Linked DNA regions of Homo sapiens: all the other regions are linked to region 2. Evidence: chromatin loops called from intact Hi-C (ENCODE). Cell type or tissue: GM12878. All regions are shown on one strand. Each heading gives the region's core, and the rest is flanking DNA. Links, peaks and the distances in the headings are about the cores only.

The links. A loop is a pair of places that touch in the nucleus more often than their neighbours do. Peaks named below come from ENCODE experiments on the same cell type or tissue, not always from the same donor. Only the 100,000 strongest peaks of a DNase experiment are listed, where the experiment ranks them.
Region 1: a loop joins it to region 2, with 4 times the contacts of the local background. A loop is called at or near these places in 18 of 110 quality-filtered maps.
Region 3: it touches region 2 in a loop (5-fold over the local background); 37 of 110 quality-filtered maps call a loop at or near these places.

The regions. Positions count from the first base shown.
Region 1 is chr10:99,432,031-99,439,888 of GRCh38, forward strand. GOT1-DT (GOT1 divergent transcript) reads left to right here. Exons shown (of 5, transcript NR_183993.1): 2 at 1,516-1,601; 3 at 1,710-1,910. Among named protein-coding and RNA genes, the nearest start is that of GOT1-DT, 5.0 kb to the left of the region's middle. In GM12878, for the core only: a CTCF peak has its summit at 4,166 (motif pointing right); no DNase peak of the experiment used is centred there.
Region 2 is chr10:99,551,663-99,559,520 of GRCh38, forward strand. No RefSeq gene overlaps it. Among named protein-coding and RNA genes, the nearest start is that of NKX2-3, 23 kb to the left of the region's middle. RefSeq lists an enhancer at 4,521-4,680. In GM12878, for the core only: no CTCF peak of the experiment used is centred there; a DNase peak (open chromatin) is centred at 4,469; H3K27me3 peaks cover 206 bases.
Region 3 is chr10:99,709,590-99,713,287 of GRCh38, forward strand. ENTPD7 (ectonucleoside triphosphate diphosphohydrolase 7) reads left to right here. Exons shown (of 13, transcript NM_020354.5): 13 at 1-1,652. COX15 (cytochrome c oxidase assembly factor COX15) reads right to left here. Exons shown (of 9, transcript NM_078470.6): 9 at 1,279-3,698. Among named protein-coding and RNA genes, the nearest start is that of COX15, 21 kb to the right of the region's middle. In GM12878, for the core only: a CTCF peak has its summit at 1,735 (motif pointing left); DNase peaks (open chromatin) are centred at 442 and 1,740; H3K27ac peaks cover 87 bases.

The sequences.
Region 1 (7,858 bases), core at 2,749-5,248, 120 kb before region 2:
ACAGGTATTTTTTCTGATCCTCTCCCTCCTCCCACCCTCTAGCCTCAAGTAGGTCCCAGTGTCTGTTGTTCTCTTCTTTGTGTCCATGTGTTCTCAATGTTTAGCTCCCACTTACAAGTCAGAACATGCAGTATTTGGTTTTCTCTTCCGCATTAGTTCACTTAGGATAAAGGCCTCCAGCTCCATCCATGTTGCTACAAAGGACATGATCTCTTTCTTTTTTATGGCTGCATAGTAGTCCATGGTGTATATGTACCGTATTTTCTTCAGTCTACTGGTGATGGGCATTTAGGTTGATGCCATGTCTTTACGATTGTGAATAGTGCTGCAGTGAACATACATGTACATATATCTTTATGGTAGAATGATTTATATTCTTTTGGGTATAGACCCAATACTGGGATTGTTGGGTCGAATGGTAATTCTGTTTTAAGTTCTTTGAGAAATCGCCACACTGCTTTCCGCGGTTACTGAACTAATTTACATTCCCACCAGCATTGTATAAGCATTCCCTTTTCTCCACAACCTCACCAGAAACCAGCATCTGTTATTTCTTGACTTTTATTAATAGCCATTCTGACTGGTGTGAGATGATATCTCATTGTAGTTTTGATTTGGGTTTCTCTAGTGATTAGTGATGTTGAGTATTTTATATGCTTGTTGGCCATGTAGCTTCTTTTGGCTAGGGACCTGTGAGTCTCCCTAGGTTTCTTGCACTTACTAAGCCTTCAACAAATGGTAGAAGAGTCAATTCTCTTGGTGTTTCAGAAGAAAACAATATCACAGCCCCTCTCCACTGGATAATACTATAAATCTTAAAATGAATTTTCATTCAGAGTAATAAACACAAGCCAAAGAACTTTGTATAACATCCGTCAACTTTTTGTGTTATCTATTTCTTTTCCAAAACATTGCCTCTGGTTTTAAAGGTAACTGCCCACAGTGTTTCACTAATAACATTTTAAGCATTACAAGTTCAACACTGAAGGTCAAATGACAACGAACTTTCAGTGCTTCCAAAAGCAGGGGCAGAGGGCAACTGCTGAGGGGGGCATTGTATAGCCTAACCTTCCCAGAATTTGATTTAAAAGTATGATCTTCACAGCGTTGGCCAGCAATATCATGGTCACTCCCTACGTCATTCCCTGGGAGAAAAACAACCCTAGGTTACCTAAACAATGTTGGCGAAGACCAAATATTTATTAACATCCTAAGCCGCCCCATAATCAAGCCAATGCTGATAGGGACAAAGAAGGTGCCATGTGCAGTTTTTCTCCATGTCCCCACAATATCTGCTCTGAATTTTAAAAGGCAATTACTGGGGGAGAAGGAAGCCTATATATTATGTAGGATCCAAGTCTCAAACTGCTTTCCTAGGGAGTGTGAGGTTCTTGGAGATTAAGTGCAGTACCTTTCTGTCTTGAGCCTTGTAGGCTGCCCCTCTAATTTAATGCCAGTCTTGAAATAAACAGAATGCTTTCCAAGTCATCGCTAATTTTAACACTTTAAATTTAGAATTGCTTAGAATTGACTCAACACTGCCTCCTTGCTGAATGGATAATTCAAGCAAACAACTCAAGAGCTGGATGCTGCCCAGACAGGTAGGCAGCCAGATAAAGTGAGTGTCCAGGGAAAGAGCAGTAAGGGTCAGAAGAGAAAGAGCCTGGTGTTCTCACTGCCTCCTGCCTTCCTTATGACTGTCTGTTCAGAAGTCCTCCTAGCATCTTTCTTCTGCCTTCCCCTGCTCCTGTCCCTGAAACCTTTTCTTCAAAAGAAGTGGAAAAGAGGAACTGGGAACCCATATAGCAACAGCATCACCTGGAATGAATTCCTTTAGAACATACTGTCTTGGAAATCTGAAGCCTGCAGGGCTGGACAGGCAAGAAGAGCAGTGAGCACTGCATGAACCTGTAAGTAAATCTGCATGTGGATGGTGTTTTGGGTTTTTTTCAGACAGAGCCTTACTCTGTTGCATAGGCTGGAGTGCAGTGGCACGATCTTGGCTCACTGCAACCTCTGCCTCCTGGGCTCAGGTGATTGTCCCACCTCAACCTCTCAAGTAGCTGGGACCACAGGTGTGCACCAACATGCGCAGCTAATTTTTGTAGAGATGGGGTTTCGCCGTGTTGGCCAAGCTGGTCTCGAACTCCTGGGCCAAGCAATCGGCCTCCCAAAGTGTTGAGATTACAGGCGTGAGCTACTGCACCAGGCCACACATGCTTATTTTACTCAGTCTTGCCCCTGAATACCCGAAGGTCTAAACTTAGGAAAAAGTCAGGGGAGGGATGAGTTTGTCATTCTTTGGAGTCGTTATATTTGGGTGAGTGCTGGCACTATGGGTAGGATATTATTTAGAAGCTGAGTTGTGTGCTGAGCAAATGTTTCTTTAAAAACCAAAGCCGTATGAGATCTGTTATAGAGGCACAGTGTGGCTAAATAGTGTGCGATAAGATAAGCATAGGGCTCCTGAGGTGTTGCTGTTCTCCCACTGTAATGAGTTTACTCTTCTTCCTAAGGAAAGTGATCCTTTATCACCTCTCCTCTCAAATTCACTGGCTTGTTTCGTGAGTGTGCCTTCATGGAATCATGTCTCCTTCTCTTCCCTCAGTTCTCTCCTTCCCTCCCTTACGTATGACTCCTCCCATAATCCGCACACATGGATTGAACCAAGTGAGGGTATTTTTCTGTTTCCTACCTCATAGAAGGGCATAGAGTGGACACGGTCTAAGGTTAGTTCCTGAACTGAGTACCCACATATGCAGAACTTTATTTAAAGCTGCTGAAATCTTTGTATAACAGATAGATCAATAGGACTGAAAACTACTGATGGTTTTACTTACTTGTTGAACGTGACTAAGTTCCATGGCACCATTTAGAAATTGTGTTGTATAGTTTTCGTATGTTGCTTAAGAAACAGTTTAGCATAATGGTTAAAAGCATGGCCTCTGGAACTAGATTGCCTCTGTATGCCTCAGTTTCCTCATCTGGGAATAATAATAGTTCTACCTCATGGGATTGCTATGAGGATTAAATGATTTAATTTAATTAAATGATTTCATACAAAACTGAATTGTACTTGACACTTAGTACTCAGGTATTAACTGGGACCGTTATTATCATCACAGATGTTGTTTACAAGCACTTGCCTTTGAGATTTGTTTAGCTTTTTTATTAAATTACTAGCGGTATACTAGAACAGTACGTAGGCTGGGGCCTGGAGTCAAATTCTAGCTTTGCCTCTTATAGTTTTGAAACTTTGAGTAAATTACTTGATGTGTCTGAGTTTTAATATTCTTATATGTAATTTACTTTTAAAAAGAATTTTGCTTAGTGTTGATATACACACATTTAACACAGTTATAGAAATTATTGTTTTTACTATTGTCATATGAGGAAATTCGTCCCTGGGTTGCTGTAGGGTGCTAATGGTTAGGCAAACTCTCTTTGAAGTCTGCCTGATCTGGCCCCTTGCAGGCATGTACTCCGAAATATTTTTCAAATGGAAAAGAAAACAGAGAACACAATTTTCAAAATATCTAGAGCCCTCCAAGAAGTCTTTGTAGAGATCTATAAAATCTCAAGGCAATTTAAAGGTAATAAGACAACTTTATTAATAATTAATTAAAATGTAAATGTTAATGATAGCCCTTTGTATAGCTATATTATCTTTTTCTGAAGAATAGAAAAATGTTTTAGAAACACTATTCTCTCCACATCCTGGGGCAGCAGCCTTCTCCAAAGAAACAGAAAGAAGGAAATGGATTGCCTTAGCAAAAAAACAAATGAAGACACTCCAAATAACAGAAGAATGGGAAGGCTACAGACCTTGAAGTCAGAAGAAAATTTCCTCTCCTTGCCCCGTTTCTCCTTAAATGGATCACCAGTACAGTCTCTTACTTCTAGAGCCATGTTAAGCTTTCTTCCCCAAAGTTGTAATGTCCTTCTTTTGGTTGTGTCGTGTCCTAAAATCCTACTCTTTGGTACAAGATGAAGGTATATGAAGAGATAATGAAGGAAACAAATTCAATGTGTTTGCCAAGAACACAGTCTTTTAAATAACTCTTAAAGGGTTCGTTTAAAACAGTGTAATAAATTGTGGTAATCTAGTACACAAAGCTAGTAGGAACCTCGTTTATTAATAATATTTCAACATTGAGCAGTAGAGGGCAGCACTATCCTTCTTTTGCAAAATGTTGAGCACTCTTGAGAAGGAAAATAAAGGCAAAGCTCCTGACCCCTGTGTCTGTGTTTACTTTTACCATTAAAAAAAAACAAAAAATTGGAGTATTTTTATTATGGTTTAGGTGATTATGTATAAAGAATGTCAGAGCCTGCATTACCTGGAAGTGGTGCACCAGGTAATGCAAAAAACACGGAAGGTTTGAGGTCCCCCACTCAGGATATGGGTTCTGTCTAGTAAAGATAAACAGTAGCTTGACCCTGGGTAATCAGATAGGGTTATTGTATGAACAGACCTAATGCTCCTGCACGTTCTGGATAGAAGTCAATCTACTGAAATAGCAGGATGTAGTTTTAAAAAATGTGTGTAACTCATATAGTCTTAGCCCTGATAAGTGCTTCTAAATTCTTATTCACTGCCTTTATTCTGCTGTGTTAGTGTTGCTCTCTGTCATACGTGGGTCAGGTCAGAACTAGCTCAAATACAGTATGTGTATTATGACTTTAAGGAGTGGTGTCAGACAAGATGGGTAAAGAATGTCTTTCATGGGACTGCAGTTGGCTAAATGGCTGTGTATAAGTAGTGAAATTGAAGCCTTGTATGCTCGTCGTCATTCTATCACAGTATGATTTGAGTTTCCCTAACCGGTAAACAGCAAGAAAAAATGATCTGTTATTTTTTACTAAAGTTACTTGATGCTCTTTAGCAAGCTGACAGAATAATTCTAATTTTAGCAAATACAAAACCATGGTAATCCTAGCACATTTGGATTCTGTTTAACCCTGAAAACTCTTTTGGCAGCAAATCTTCAATGCCAATTTAGATAAATCCCACTAGGAATAAGCACTGAAAGACGTTGAGTCTAGTTCCCAGCTCTGCCATGTGAAGTTGGGCAAATTACAGTCTCTGAGCTTTTATTTCATCTGTTAAATGGAGATAATACCTCCTAGATTTATTAAAAGGGTCAATTTAGAAAATATGTATTAAAATGGTTTGAAAGCCATTTAAGTACCTAATGAATATTTCTATCACTGTAGCCCAAAAAGATTCCTGCCTAGAAGACTTTATGTCTCTTCTCCTCATTTGGTATCATTCTATTGCCTGAGATTGTTAATTAACTTTTATGTATACTCAATATTTTCTCCCAACTTGGTTGCTAGTTCCTTGAGAACTGAAACCATCAATTGCACTTCTTGGTATCCTCCACAATAAGGTATCTAGGTACTCAAATATTTGTTGGTTGATTAAAAACATAAACCACAAGACATAATTAACTCTTTTTAAAATTGTGGTAAAAAAACATGTATTTACCATCTTAATCATTTTTAAGTATACTGTATATTAGTGTTTACTATATGCACATTGTTGTGCAACACATCTCTAGGACTTTTTCATCCAGAATTCTTTTTTTTTGAGACAGAGTCTTGCTGTGTCGCCCAAGCTGGAGTTCAGTGGCACCATCCTGGCTCACTGCAACTGCTGCCTCCCAGGTTCAAGTGATTCTCCTGCCTCAGCCTCCCGAGTAGCTGGGATTACATGTGCCTGCCACCACGCCTGGCAAGTTTTTGTATTTTTAGTAGAAATGGTGTTTTACCATGTTGGCCAAGACTGGCCTAGAACTCCAGACCTCAAGTGATCCACCCGCCTCAGCAGCCCAAAGTGGTGGGATTACAGGCATGAGCAACTGTGCCTGGCCTAGCCATTTTCTATAAACCTGAAAATAGATGCCAGAAAAGAAGGTGCCGCTATAAAATGCTTTCTTGAGTGATTTATGTCTAACATACAATTAAACATTTATGAGAAGGAAATTATCAGGTTAAAATATAAACTCACTTGCCAATTATTTGATTTTCAGGATATCTGACTTTTGTTAATTACTGAAAATAAAGTATTATTTCTAATCACTATTGGTATCACAATAGCATTTTTATTTGGCCGGTATGTGTGAGGCCTGGAGTATGACGGGAAACTGTCCTAGAAAAGGCCCTTGCATTGGCTGTAGAGAGTTCTGGAACTCTCAAGATGGCAAGATTGTATTTAACTCTTTTAAAAACAATGCACCTTTTCAAGCACAGATTTTCATCTGATGTTGTGACCGTCAATTATGTCAGATTTGTTTGATATATTAAAAAATTGGTTTCTCCTTTGCACAAAATAAATTATAGATGGATATAAGATTTAAATATTTTAAACAATATAGGGAAAATAATATATTTGAAACATAGTATTAGGGTAGAATAGACTTTCCTAATCATGGCACAATCTCAGAAGCTATAAAGAAAATAATTGACTTTGCATGGCTATAGACACCATAAATAAATATGTGATAACATGGAAGAATATTTGCAACATGCTTATTAGTCACATCTGTTATATAGTCAGAGCTTCATTGTATTGGTGGAAAAATTAGGATATAAAGAAATTCAGAAAAGAATAAATACAAATAACCAGTAAACATGTCCAAAATCATCCTCATTATAAAATTGAAACCACGCTGATTTATCAATGTTTACCCATTAGACTGACAAACATTTTAAATGTTCAAAAAATAGTGTTGAGGGAAAAGAGCAATGACATGCACTATTGGGGAGACTGTCAATGAATAAAGCCTTTTCTTGTATTTTGGTAATAACAGTCAAAATGCACATAATACCATTTGACCAAGCAATTTCTCCTCTAGGAATCTATCCTAAAGAAATTTATACAAGTTTTCAAAGATAGGTATGTAGGCATACAGTTATGCATTGTAGCTTTGCTTTAACAGAAAAAGAGTAAACACATGTATTATTTTTGTAGCCTAAAAAAAAATCAAGTTTTCATTGAAAATAAAAATGACAGGTTTGAAGCAGGACAGTGGCCATGGAAGTCGAATCCACTAAGGCGTGTGTAACAAGTCACCTGCTGAGTCAACAAAAATAAATAAAAATTTTTTAAAAACAGGCTTGAGAGACACTTCACAGGAATAGAAAATTTAGATAGTTTCTAACAATGACAATGAAGTAGGACAGGAAAAAGTAATTCTCCAAAGCAAAGTATGTATGTGTGTAGTAACTTAAAACTTCAGATACTATGAGAAACTATTTTTAAATAAAGAACAATGTGGTGTGCTACAGTTTAGAGTTGATCTGGAAATCTGGGGAGCTATTGATGCTCCTTAGTTAATAAATTAGTGATTTTTAAAAATATGAATCCCCATTATCCGTAGCAAACTAACGCAGGAACAGAAAACCAAATACTGCCAAATACTGCATGTTCTCATAAGTGGGGCTGAATGATGAAGAACACATGGATACATGAAGGGGAATAACACACACTGGGGCCTGTCAGGGGTGGGAGTAGGAGGAAGGAGGGCATCAGAAAGAACAGCTAATGGATGCTTGGCTGAATAGCTAGGTGACAGGATGATCTATGCAGCAAACCACCACGGCACACATTTACCTATGTAACAAACCTGCACATCCTGCACATGTACTCCTGAACTTGAGAATTGAAGAAAAAAAATGAATCCCACAATTCTGTATCCAAAGACCGAGAACAGCTCCTGACATCGAACAGACAATAAATATTGGCTGAAGGAATGAATGAGGATATTTGCATCCGAGTTTTAATTAGAATAGATGTAAAATTGCCTAATGATTATTACTTGTTCTGCAACAAGTGTTTAATAGATACTAGTTC
Region 2 (7,858 bases), core at 3,206-5,705:
TAAGCCAGGCTCCCCACCCTCCAGTGAGTTAAGTGTCATGGTGGGGTGGGGGCGAGGACAGACTCGGGAAGAACATCTCCCTCCCTCTGCGATGGGAGGTGAAAACCTGGGGGCTGCACAGGGTATTATTGGCCCAATAGGAGGAGTCAGGACAGACTTCAGGGAGATGACATTTGAGTCAAGCCTTGAGGCATAAATAGCAAGGCATTTGCCAGGCAGAATGAAGGAAAGTAAAACTAGTTCTGTAAAAGGGGAGGTAGGAAATTAGAGGAGGGGGGTTGGAGGGGGAAGTAGGGGCCAGTTGTCCTCACTTGCTACATCACTACCAAGCTTCCCCACATGGACACCATCTCTCTACGTTGAGGAGAAACAGGCAGAAATGCATAGGTTTTGTTTTGACTCTAACAACAATTTCCTTTGGCTTTAAAACTTATGTTGGACAGAAACACAACCACTGTATGATCTCACTTGTATGTGAAATCTTAAAAAGTTGAACTCAGAAGCTGAGAGTACAACAGTGGTTACCGGGAATGGGGATGGGAGGAGAGGTGGCAGACAAAGTTACAAAATTTCAGTTAAACAAGAGGAATAAATTCAAGAGACCTGTTGTACAACATGATGATGACAGTTATTAACAATGTATTGTATACTTAAAAATTGCTAAGAGGGTGGATTTTAAGTGTTTTCACTACAAATAAATGATAAGTATGGGAGGTAATAGATTGTTAATTAGCTTGATTCAGCTATTGCACATTGTGTACACATGAAAATATCATGTTGTACAACATAAATACACACTATTTTTATTTGCCAATTAAAAATAATTTTAAAAAATTTATGTTGGAATGATAAGAGAAATCATGCAGAGGAGAAGGGCATATGAGAATTCTTGGCTGAGTGCAGTGGCTGACGTCTGTGATCCCAGCATTTGGGAAGCTGATGTGGGTGTATTGTTTGAGCCCAGGAGTTCGAGGCCAGCCTGGGCATCCTAGTGGGACCCCCATCTCTACAAAAATGAAAAAATTAGCCAGATATGGTGGCACACCCCTGTAGTCCCAGCTACTCAAGAGGCTGAGCGGGGAGGATCACTTGAGCCTGGGAGGGTGAGGCTGCAGTGAGCTGTGACTGTGCCATGGCATTCCAGCCTAGGTGACAGAGCTGAGACCCTTTCTCAAAAATAAAAATAAAAATAAAAATGTAAGATTTAAAAAAGAGAATTCTCATACTTTCTGCTTAATTTTTGGTGAATCTAAAAATATTCCCCAAAATAAAGTCTATTAATTTAAAAAAAAACCCTTATGTTGGGTTAATTTATTTATTTTGGGGGGCAGCCGAAGTTATCTCAGTTGTCATAGAAAACATGGAAATCCACGGAGGTTGTGATCAGGTGTCTCCCTTCCCTTCCCACTCCTATTTCTCCCTCGTCTCTCCCACCTCAGTGAAGGGCCCCACCATCATCTCTTAGCACAGGTTAGAAACCTGGGCATCTTCCTCAGTCCTTCCATCCTCCTCACCTTAGCCCATCGCAGAGTTCTGTAGATCGAACTTTATGCTCTTGCTGAAGTCCATCTCCTCTTTCTCTCCTCCAGAAAGAGCCACCCTCATCTTTCCCCCAGCCCAGCCCCTTCAGTAGGCTCTTTTTTTTTTTTTTTTTTTTTTGATATGGAGTCTCACTCTGTTGCCTAGTGCAGTGGTGTGATCTTGGCTCACCACAGCCTCCACCTCCTGGGTTCAAGTGATTCTCCTGCCTCAGCCTTCCAAGTAGCTGGGACTACAGGCACGCACCACCATGCCCCGCTAATTTTTGTATTTTTAGTAGAGACGGGGTTTCACTACCAGGCTGGTCTCAGACTCCTGACCTCGTGATCCACCTGCCTCAGCCTCCCGAAGTACTGGGATTACAGGCGTGAGTCACCATGCCTGGCTATGGGCCCTTAACTGGACAGCCCTCTGGTGTTCGTTTGCCAGGGCTGCTGTAACAGAGTGCCACCGTCTGGGTGGCTTGAACAACAGAAATCGACTTTCTCACAAATCTGGAGACTAGATGTCGAAGGTGAAAGTGTCAGCAGGGTTGGTTTCTTCCGACACCTCTCTCCTTCCTTTGTAGATGGCGGTCTTCTTCTCCCTGTCTTCACGTGGTCTTCCCTGTGTGTGTGTCTGTGTCCCGATCCCCTCTTCTTATGAGGACACCAGTCCTATTGAGTCAGGACTCACCCTAATGACCTCACTTTGACTTAATTGCCACTTTAAAGACTCTGTCTCCTAATACAGTCACATTTTGAGGTATTGGGCATTTGGACTTTAACACATGAATTTTGGGGGACTCAATTCACCACATAATGTGACTTCTCTTGTGTCCCTCTGAGCCAATCTTCAGGCAGTCACCAAAGTGATGTGCTAAGAATGTAAGTCAGATTGCATGACTTACCTGCTTAAAAGCCTTCAGTGACTTTCCTGTGTCCTTACAATGCAATCCAGATGCTTCCTCGTGGCCTACAAGGCACGGTCCAACCCTGTCTCTCCCCACCCCACACTCTCCCTGCCTCCCGGCGGCTCATCACTGTGCAGCCACACGACTGCCTTCTGCTTCTCAAATGCATCAAGCTCCTTTGTGCTGTGCCCATTCTTCCTCCAGCCACCTCCTACTCCTTCTTCAGTTCTCATAGATGCCCCCTGAGTGTCTGGTCATAAGTAGGTGCCCACTATTATTCATCCTCCTCTCTTTCTCTCTCCTCTCTCTCTCTATCTCTCCTCTCTCTCTCATAGCTATCTGTGATTCTGATACTCATGGTTATTCTTTATCCTAGCCCCCAGTTCCTTTACTTGGCAGCTTGTGTCACAACTTGATATTATGTTTCCTTATTTACTTGTCTTGTTTCCCTCACTAGACTGAAAACTTCCTGAGGACAAAGACTATGTCGATTTCCTTCACTCCTGTATTCTGGATCCTGGCATAGTATACTTGATCCTAGGACACAGAATGTGCTCATCAAATACTTACTGAAAGAGAGACGGAATGAATAGGGAGCTTGGGCTTTATGTTGTGGGTGATGGGAAAGCTGCGGGCAGATTTCCACTGTGATTAGCTGTGCGCTTTAGAGAGATCACTCTGGCTGCAGTGGAGAGCGGGTGGGCTAAGAGGCTGATCCTGGATCAGGGAAACTCATGGGGAGCTATTGCAATAGTCCCAGCAAGAGACAAGGAAATACTAAACCAGGGTCATAGAAATGGGAAAGAAGGGGAGATAATATTTGGAGGATGTGATAGTTGATCAGATGTAAGAGGTGCAGGAGAGGGGAGACTCCAGGATGACTTCCTGATTCCTGGACTAGGTGAGAAGGTAAGTGACATGAGAGGATAAATGAATCTTCTTTCTAAGGGCAGGCTTTCTGCAGATGGGAGGCAGGCTTAGTGGCCACACTTGTTCTCATTTTTGTTCCTCGCATAAAGTGAAATGACACATTTACAGAGAGATTCTCATTCTTTTTTCTTCACCTTCTTTTTGCCAAATATTCTACATCTTTGGGCAATTATCTTTCATGGAGACTGGAGATATGTGAAGGGGAGAGGAGGAGGAACAGATTGATTGTGTGTGTTGGGGGTAAATTTGGGGGAAACCTACCCTATCCTTTTCCTATAAGCCTCTCCTCAAAGACAGGGTCTGTGTTGAAGTTCCCATTTAAAAATGCTTTGCACGTAGTAGGCCCTCAGTCATCCCATTTGGGAACAGTGCATGGCGGTCCTTCGTCACAAGCACAGTGTCAACCGTGGAAACCCTCACGCGTGTCCACGAGCCCAACACCCTGGGAATGTCGCCTCTCCTAATTCCCCTGTCACTCATCCTCCAGTCCTGCTCAGCCTGTTCCATTCTCGATGGCCCCTCACCCAGTGCTTGTTTTCAGCACTTGCAGAAACAAAGCAAGCCCTAAATACAACGGCCAACTGGCAAGTGATGAGTGATGAGCGATGAGCCTCCTGGCTCTAAAAGGCTGAAATGAGGGGGCCTTTCAGTGTTAAGTGCAGTAACCCTAGCCCTCAGCTCGCTGTAACTCTAGATGGGGGTGGTCTGGGACTGGGCATGGCCCAGGCAGCATGAACAGGCCTGGAGATCCTCAGCCGGACCGCAAGAAAAGAGAATACTTCTCTGCAGTCAATCGAAAGCATGAAATTAATGCCCAAATGGAGGTAAATTAGATGCACTGAAATGACACGAGAAGAAAAATGCCTTCCTTACTAAGGGCAGGCTCTCTGCAGGAAATGGGAGGCAGGCTCGGTGACCACACTTAGTCTCCTTTTTGATGCTCACCTAAAGTGAGATATTGCTTTTACAGAGAGATTCTTATTCTTTTTTTTTTTTTCCTTGTTCCTCTGCCTAATATCTGACCGCTTCGGACAAGTAACTTAACCTCTCTGAACCACAGTTTCCTCATCGATAAAGTGAGTCATACTCTGCACCTCAAAGGGCTGTGGTGAGATGTAAATGAGCTGAAGGATTTAAAAAATTGCCTGGCTCATAGGAGGCTTTCTGTAATGTTAATGGACTCTGAATCTAGGTGTTTTGCTCTAAACTAAAAGCAAGTTTCTATTTCAGAAGTATGAAGCACTGGAGAAATGCAGTCAGCTCTCAGATGTCTGTGGTCTACAGTATAATAGCAAATATATGTTCACTTAAACTGTGCTCTAGAGGAGGTCAGCCCTTTAATCTGAGGTTGTACATAATACGGAAGTGATCAGCTAGCATTTAGTCAAACATTCACTGCTACTACATGGCCTTTTGTTGTCTCCCATTAGCACCACAGCATTGTAATGAGCATAATAAATATATTGGATGGGGATTCACTGGGGAAAAGATGTGTGTTAATAAGCCCAGTTAGAAATGAGTGCTAAGCATTAAAAATCAATGGTATCCAGACCGGGCACAGTGGCTCACACCTGTAATCCCAGCACTTTGGAAAGCCAAGGTGAGAGGATTGCTTGAGCCCAGGAGTTTGAGACCAGCCTGGGCAACATAGTGAGACCCTGTCTTTACAAAAATTTAAAAATTAGCTGGGCATGGTGGTGTATACTTGTGGTCCCAGCTACTTGGGAGGCTGGAGTGGGAGAATCACATGAGCCCAGGAAGTCAAGGCTGCAGTGAGATGTGGTCTTGACACTGCACTACAGCCCGGGTGATAGAGCGAGGCCCTATCTCAAAAACAAACAGGCTTGGCACGGTGGCTCATGCCTGTAATCCAGCACTTTGGGAGGCCGAGGCGGGCAGATCACGAGGTCAGGAGATCGAGACCATCCTGGCTAATACAGTGAAACCCTGTCTCCACTAAAAATACAAAAAGTTTGCCGGCCGTGGTGGCACGCACCAATAGTCACAGCTACTTGGGAGGCTAAGGCAGGAGAATCGCTTGAACCTGGGAGGCAGAGGTTACAGTGAGCTGAGATTGCGCCACTGTACTCCAGCCTGGGCGACACAGCGAGACTCCATCAAAAAAAAAAAAAGAAAGAAAAAGCCCCATGACTCAGTGGTATCCAAGATATGCAAGTTGGCTGGAATAGTTTGCAGTCACTCTCTGCCCTTTCATGATAAGAAAAAAGAATCTGCTGGGCCCTATCTATTTCACCTTTCTGGGTGGTACCTGAGGCTAGATTCTGAAATGTTCCCAAGTCCAGCCATGAGGCCAAGGGAATCAAGTTGCCCAAAGCCTTAGGTTAACCTAATCCTGCCTCCAGATTATGGAGTCCCCCTCAAGCAGACCTTTCATGCAGGGCATGTTTGGAGCACGCAGAAGGACAGAGCTGTAATCAGCTTTCAAAACAGATTATTTTTGTGTGAATTGGCTGATAAAAGTGTGTCTTTTGTCTACAAAATGTGGCAGAATTTGACTCAAAACTTGTGTGATGTGAAGTTGTAGGAGGAGTAGATAGCTTTCAGCAACCCATAATGTTTGCCAGCTACCTATATCTACCAAAAAAACCTAATAGTTTCGACATAATTAAATGTGTTTAGCTCAATTGGAAATAGCTACTATTAATATATGATAGGCTAAAGTGCTTTATTTACATTACTTGGTTTAATCCTCAGAACAAATCTGTGAGGTAAGTCCTGTTATTATTTCTTTCTTTTTTTTTTTTTTTTTTTTTTTTTTTGATGGACTGAGGTGCCCAGGCTGGAGTGCAGTGGCACAATCTCAGCTCACTGCAACCTCTGCCTCCCGAATTCAAGCAATTCTCTTGCCTCAGCCTCCCAAATAGATGGGACTACAGGTGCCTGCCACCACGCCCAGCTAATTTTTGTATTTTTAGTAGAAATTGGGTTTCACCATGTTGGCCAAGCTGGTCTCAAACTCCTGACCTCAAGTGATCTGTCCGCCATGGCCTCCCAAAGTGCTGGATTACAGGCGTGAGCCACCACACCCAGCCTCCTTTTTTTTTTTTTTTAACCAGGGAAAAGGAGGCTCAGAAATCTTAAAGCATTACCCAGGATCACACAGCCTTTAAGCAGTGGGTCAGTATTTGAACCCAGGACTGGCAAAACCCCAGACCCTTTAGCTTAATCACTACCTACTACTGCCTGAGAGTATTTGAGGGTTTAAATTTGAGGCTGGGCACAGTGGCTAACACCTGTAATTCCAGCACTTTGGGAGGCTGAGGCAAGCAGATCACCTGAGGTCAGGAGTTCGAAACCAGTCTGGCCAACGTGGCGAAACCCCGTCTCTGCTAATAATACAAAAATTAGCTGGACATGGTTGTGGGTGCGTGTAATCCCAGCTACTCAGGAGGCTGAGGCACAAGAATCGCTTAAACCTGGGAGGTGGAGGTTGCTGTGAGCCAAGATCGTGCCACTGGACTCCGGCCTGGGTGACAGAGCAAGACTCCGTTTAAAATAAATAAATACATAAATAAATAAACATAAATTTGAATAATGTTTCCTCAGGGTTTGTCTATAGTCTAGCTCTGCTGACAGCTATGCCGGCTTCATCTGAAGGCTCATCTGCTAAGAAACAGCCGCCTTCACACTGAGAGGATGCCCACGGAGATGTCTCTCTCATGGATTCTGCCAGCACCCTCTCTGGACTCTCCCTTCTCACCAGTTTCTTCTTGTTTCCTCCTTCATCCTTTATATTGTCTCTGAGGATCTCTGTGTTGGAACACCCAGTCCCCTGCCAGGAGACTACATCAATATACAAGGTCCCAGATGTGGTTCTGCGGCCTGGCTTGAGTGCAGCCCAGGTTGGGCACTCACACAGGGCGTGACCCACACCACATCTGGACCGCTCCAGTCCCTCAGGACTCTTTCTTCTTATTGACCAGACTGTGTTGTCTTGTCATTTCCTCCACGGGTCCTATTTCTGCTCACTGGAGTCACTCAGAAGCCCAGTCCCTCTGTCCCATGACAGCCCTCCAGGTGTGTTAGGATGGATTCATGTGTCCCTATTTGTGCTCCCTTAGGAAGGACCGAGGGTGTCTGAGGTCTTGAGATGTCACTTGGGCTCTCCCCAGTCCCTGCAGGTCTCCCCACTGGAGGCTTTGGAAGCTGAGACTCTGGCTTTGTAGGAATTTGTCCCATCCTCCAGGCAAACAAGTGTTTCTGACCAACTTTCCAAAGTCAAGGAGGAAGCTGGTGAAGCCTTCTCCCCTTTTATTATTATCTTTATTGAGGTGTAACTTAAATACAATTATTTATGAAGCTCTTTTTTTGTCTTTAAACATCTTCGAGATACAGTTCACATACCATAATCTTCACCCTTTTAAATTGTGTAAAATTCAGTGATTGCTAGTATATTTATAGATTTGTGCAATCATTACTACTATGTAATTCCAGAATATTTTCTTTTTTTAACTTTTTTTTTTTTTAAGACAGGGT
Region 3 (3,698 bases), core at 428-2,927, 160 kb after region 2:
TGAAAACTTTTAGGTTGTGTTCTTGGCTCATTCTCTCATAACCTGGATCTAAGTTGGAAAGCTGTGGCACCCTGTTTGGGTGTCCCATCTACCCTGTTTTCTGTTTCTGCAGATGGCTTGTTCAAGCTTCATTTTAAGCCTGCTCTGTCTACTTATCTTCCTTATATCCTAATAGACTTCTCTTGTGTTATTACACATTTCTCTTTTGCTCTAATATTTCATTATTTTCCAGTTTGTCAGTACCGTTATCAGAGGGACGAGGAAGGAATAACACACCAGTTGACCATTTTGTTTCTCTGAAAATCTGAGCAATACGGAGATCCTTTTATTAGTAAAACTGAATCATTACTCATACTACAAGGGCTTTCACTTTTAAAATGTAATCCATCATTGCTTGCCATTTTTATGAAAACCAAAGTTGAAAAGTCTTCTGAATCACAGGCTATGTATAGCCACACATGCATGACTTCAGGCTAGCATAAAGACATGTCTGCTCCTGAGCCTCTTCTTTTAAAGGGCAACCACTTGTATACCCTCTGGTGGCCACTCCTCCTTCTCCACTCCAAGGCAGCCCTGGTACTTTCCTAAGTGGCCCCTCCTACAGAGCACTTGCCGGCATTTGGCCTGCTGCTGGTGAAGACGCCCCTTACTAGCTTCATAAATGTTTTTCTGCAAGCAGGGATCCCAGACACATACTTTGGTTTCTAGTGTTTCAGTTACTATGTTGTATTTGAAATTCTCATTCCACAATTACCCTTTAGTTGAAGTCCTGAAGTACATGCCATGTACTCCCCCTTTATTTCTACCTTGATCAATGGCCTCTGCGGAGTGTAGTGAAAGACATCTTTTTATTATGATCTACACTTTAAAAAACCAAAGGCTGCCTGTATTACATTGCTTTGGGGAGTTGTTAAGACTCTGTTTTTTCTACTGCTTCACATTAAACAATAATTTTGTTGAATTTTGAATTCTTAAAATTCTCACTGACAAACATTTTAGGTCAGTGTTGAGGAAAATGTGTGATGCATGTTAGAGAGGTGATGCATTCTCCCTTATGCAGGGACATGGGTATATGTGTTACATATGCTGATATATAACCCACCATTCATCCCAGGACCACAAGGGTAGCTGTAGATAAACTGGTTATCCTAAAATCATGATTATCAGTGTTGATCTCTGCAACCAACATTGCTTTAGGGAGTTGCTAGTCATTACCCCTGCTACAATAGATAGTATTTGTCAGTCTAAGTTACAGACAAAAAATTCTAGGTTGACTGATTAAGAAAGCCATGTGTTTTAATTTCCTTCATGTTTTAAAAACAATGGACGTAAGTGCAGAGAGACCTTTGAAAATATTAAGGGAAATCTATTTAATCCTATAGGTATGTGATGACTTGTTTTTTTGGAAAAAGGTATTTGGAACATCAATCTGTAATTATCCATTTTCCATTCATGCATTCACTAATTCAATATTTGATATGTGTCTGGGAGTGCTGGGAATAACATAAATACAAAAAAAACCCTAAGATAATCATTCACCAGAAGCTCATAGATATAATACAGTTATATAGCTAAATGCAACCAGTTGTTTTTCCAAATGTACTCATCATCTGTAATAAAAGAAAAATGAAGTAAAACATCTGAAACCTTAACTTACTCATGAGTTGCTACTTCCTTGGAGGCAACTGTAGAAGCATTAATATATGGTTCTTTGGGTTGGGTCATACTGCCCTCTGCTGACTCAGTTACTAACTAAGGACAACCTGGGTTTGAGGATCAGGAGAGGATGGTGTGGGAACCTGCCTCAGGAACTACAGTTCCCTTTCTTTGAAGGATTCTATCCAGAAGAGACCATATCCTACTAACATACTAATAGGAGCAACATAGCAGATCAAATGATAAGGTGGGGTGGAAATTAGAAGGGAATGGGAATAAGCTAGTCAGAACTTTCTAAGGTAACTAGGCTATTAGGACCTAAGCCAGTGGTCCCTAGACTTGTCTGCACATTGGAATCACCTGGGGAACTTTAAAAATATGCCTTTTACTTCCTCCAGGGATTGTGACTTAATTGGTCTTAGATGAGGCTTGGGCTTTGGGATTTTTCTAAGATTCAAATAAGAGAGAAGTTGGGAATCTCTTCTAGGCAATAGCATAAGCCCAGCCAGGGTCCAGCATTTATGAAAAATTGACAAACTGTTTTGCTAAGAATCACCTGTGTTAGTCGGCTTGCATTGCTATAAGGAAATACTGACAATTTTTAGAAAGAAAAGAGGTTTATTTGGCTCACTGTTCTGCATAGAACTGTATAGGAAGCATGGCGCTGGCATCTGCTTCTGGTGAGGGCCTCACGAAGCTTACAATCATGGCAGAAGGTGAAGGGGAGCCAGTGTGTCACATGGTGAGAGAGAGCAAGCGAGAGAGGAGGAAGTTCCAGGCTCTTTTAAACAACCAGCTCTTGCATAAACAACCAGAGTGAGAACTCACTCATTACTATGGGGATGGCACAAAGTCATACATAAGGGATCCGCCCCCATGACCCAAATACCTCCTACTAGGCCCACCTCTAACACTGAATGTCACACTTTGAACATGAGATTTGGAGGGGACAAAACATCCAAACCATATCACCACCTGAGAATGGTACACTACAGGTCACAGAAACTTACAGAGTACTGGAGTTGAAAGAGAACTGAGATCACCTAGTTCAGAGACTAACGGGAAACGTTAGGTCATTTATGGCTCTCAGACACGTTAAGCCTGCATAACATTTTTTAAAATCTTGAAATTAGTTCCCAACACTTAATTGAGAGCTTTCACAGAAAAATCTAGATATGTGGCTTATTTTTAAAAAACAGAAGATTTGCTGACTTAAACACTGCAAAATTAAACATTTATATCTGAATCCAGCATCTCTTTTTGCTTTGTAAATGAGGTCAAGGATGAAATCCAGATGTTCTTCCTTTGTATTTGTATTGTCACTGTATGGAATCTAGGTATATCCAAGGAAAAATAAACTTAAGATAAGCTTATTTTCCTTATTTCAAAAAGCAAAACAAAAACCCAGAAGATCTAACAACCCTGGACCTGTAGAGTGGCAGCAACAGACCAGAACTCAGCAGTATAGTCCGAGCTGGGGCACCTGCTCGCCAGTGTTACTGTCTCCATCAGCCTGACCCCAGTGAGCATTTGATTTGGTCTACCCTACTCTTGCCTTCTACAGAACTAAAACTAACTTCCTGCAACTTTCATCCATTGCTGCCAGCTCTGCAGCATAATGGAAGCTCATTCCCTCTTCTGCATGAGACGGCTTCAACTTCTCAAGGACAGGAATCTTGCTCTCTCTCCAGATGTTCTCTGCTCCAGTTAAATATCCCTAGTTCCTTCACCTATTCCCTGTGTGACAGGGGTTCTGGACTCATCATTCTGATCTCTTCTTCTGGATACACACTTAGTGGCCATCAATATCTTGCTTAAATTTGGTACCCAGAGTGAAATGCAGTATGTTAGGGGTATTTTGACTATGGCTGTGACACTTCTACTGATAAAACCTGAAGTACCACTAATTTTTCTGTTATCATATAATAACAACATGAATACTACTTGGTTCATATTGAACCTGAGGACAACTAAAATCCCGTCTTTTTTATATGAAATGATATAAGGCCAGGTTTCTTCAGCCCAAACTTATACAACTTATT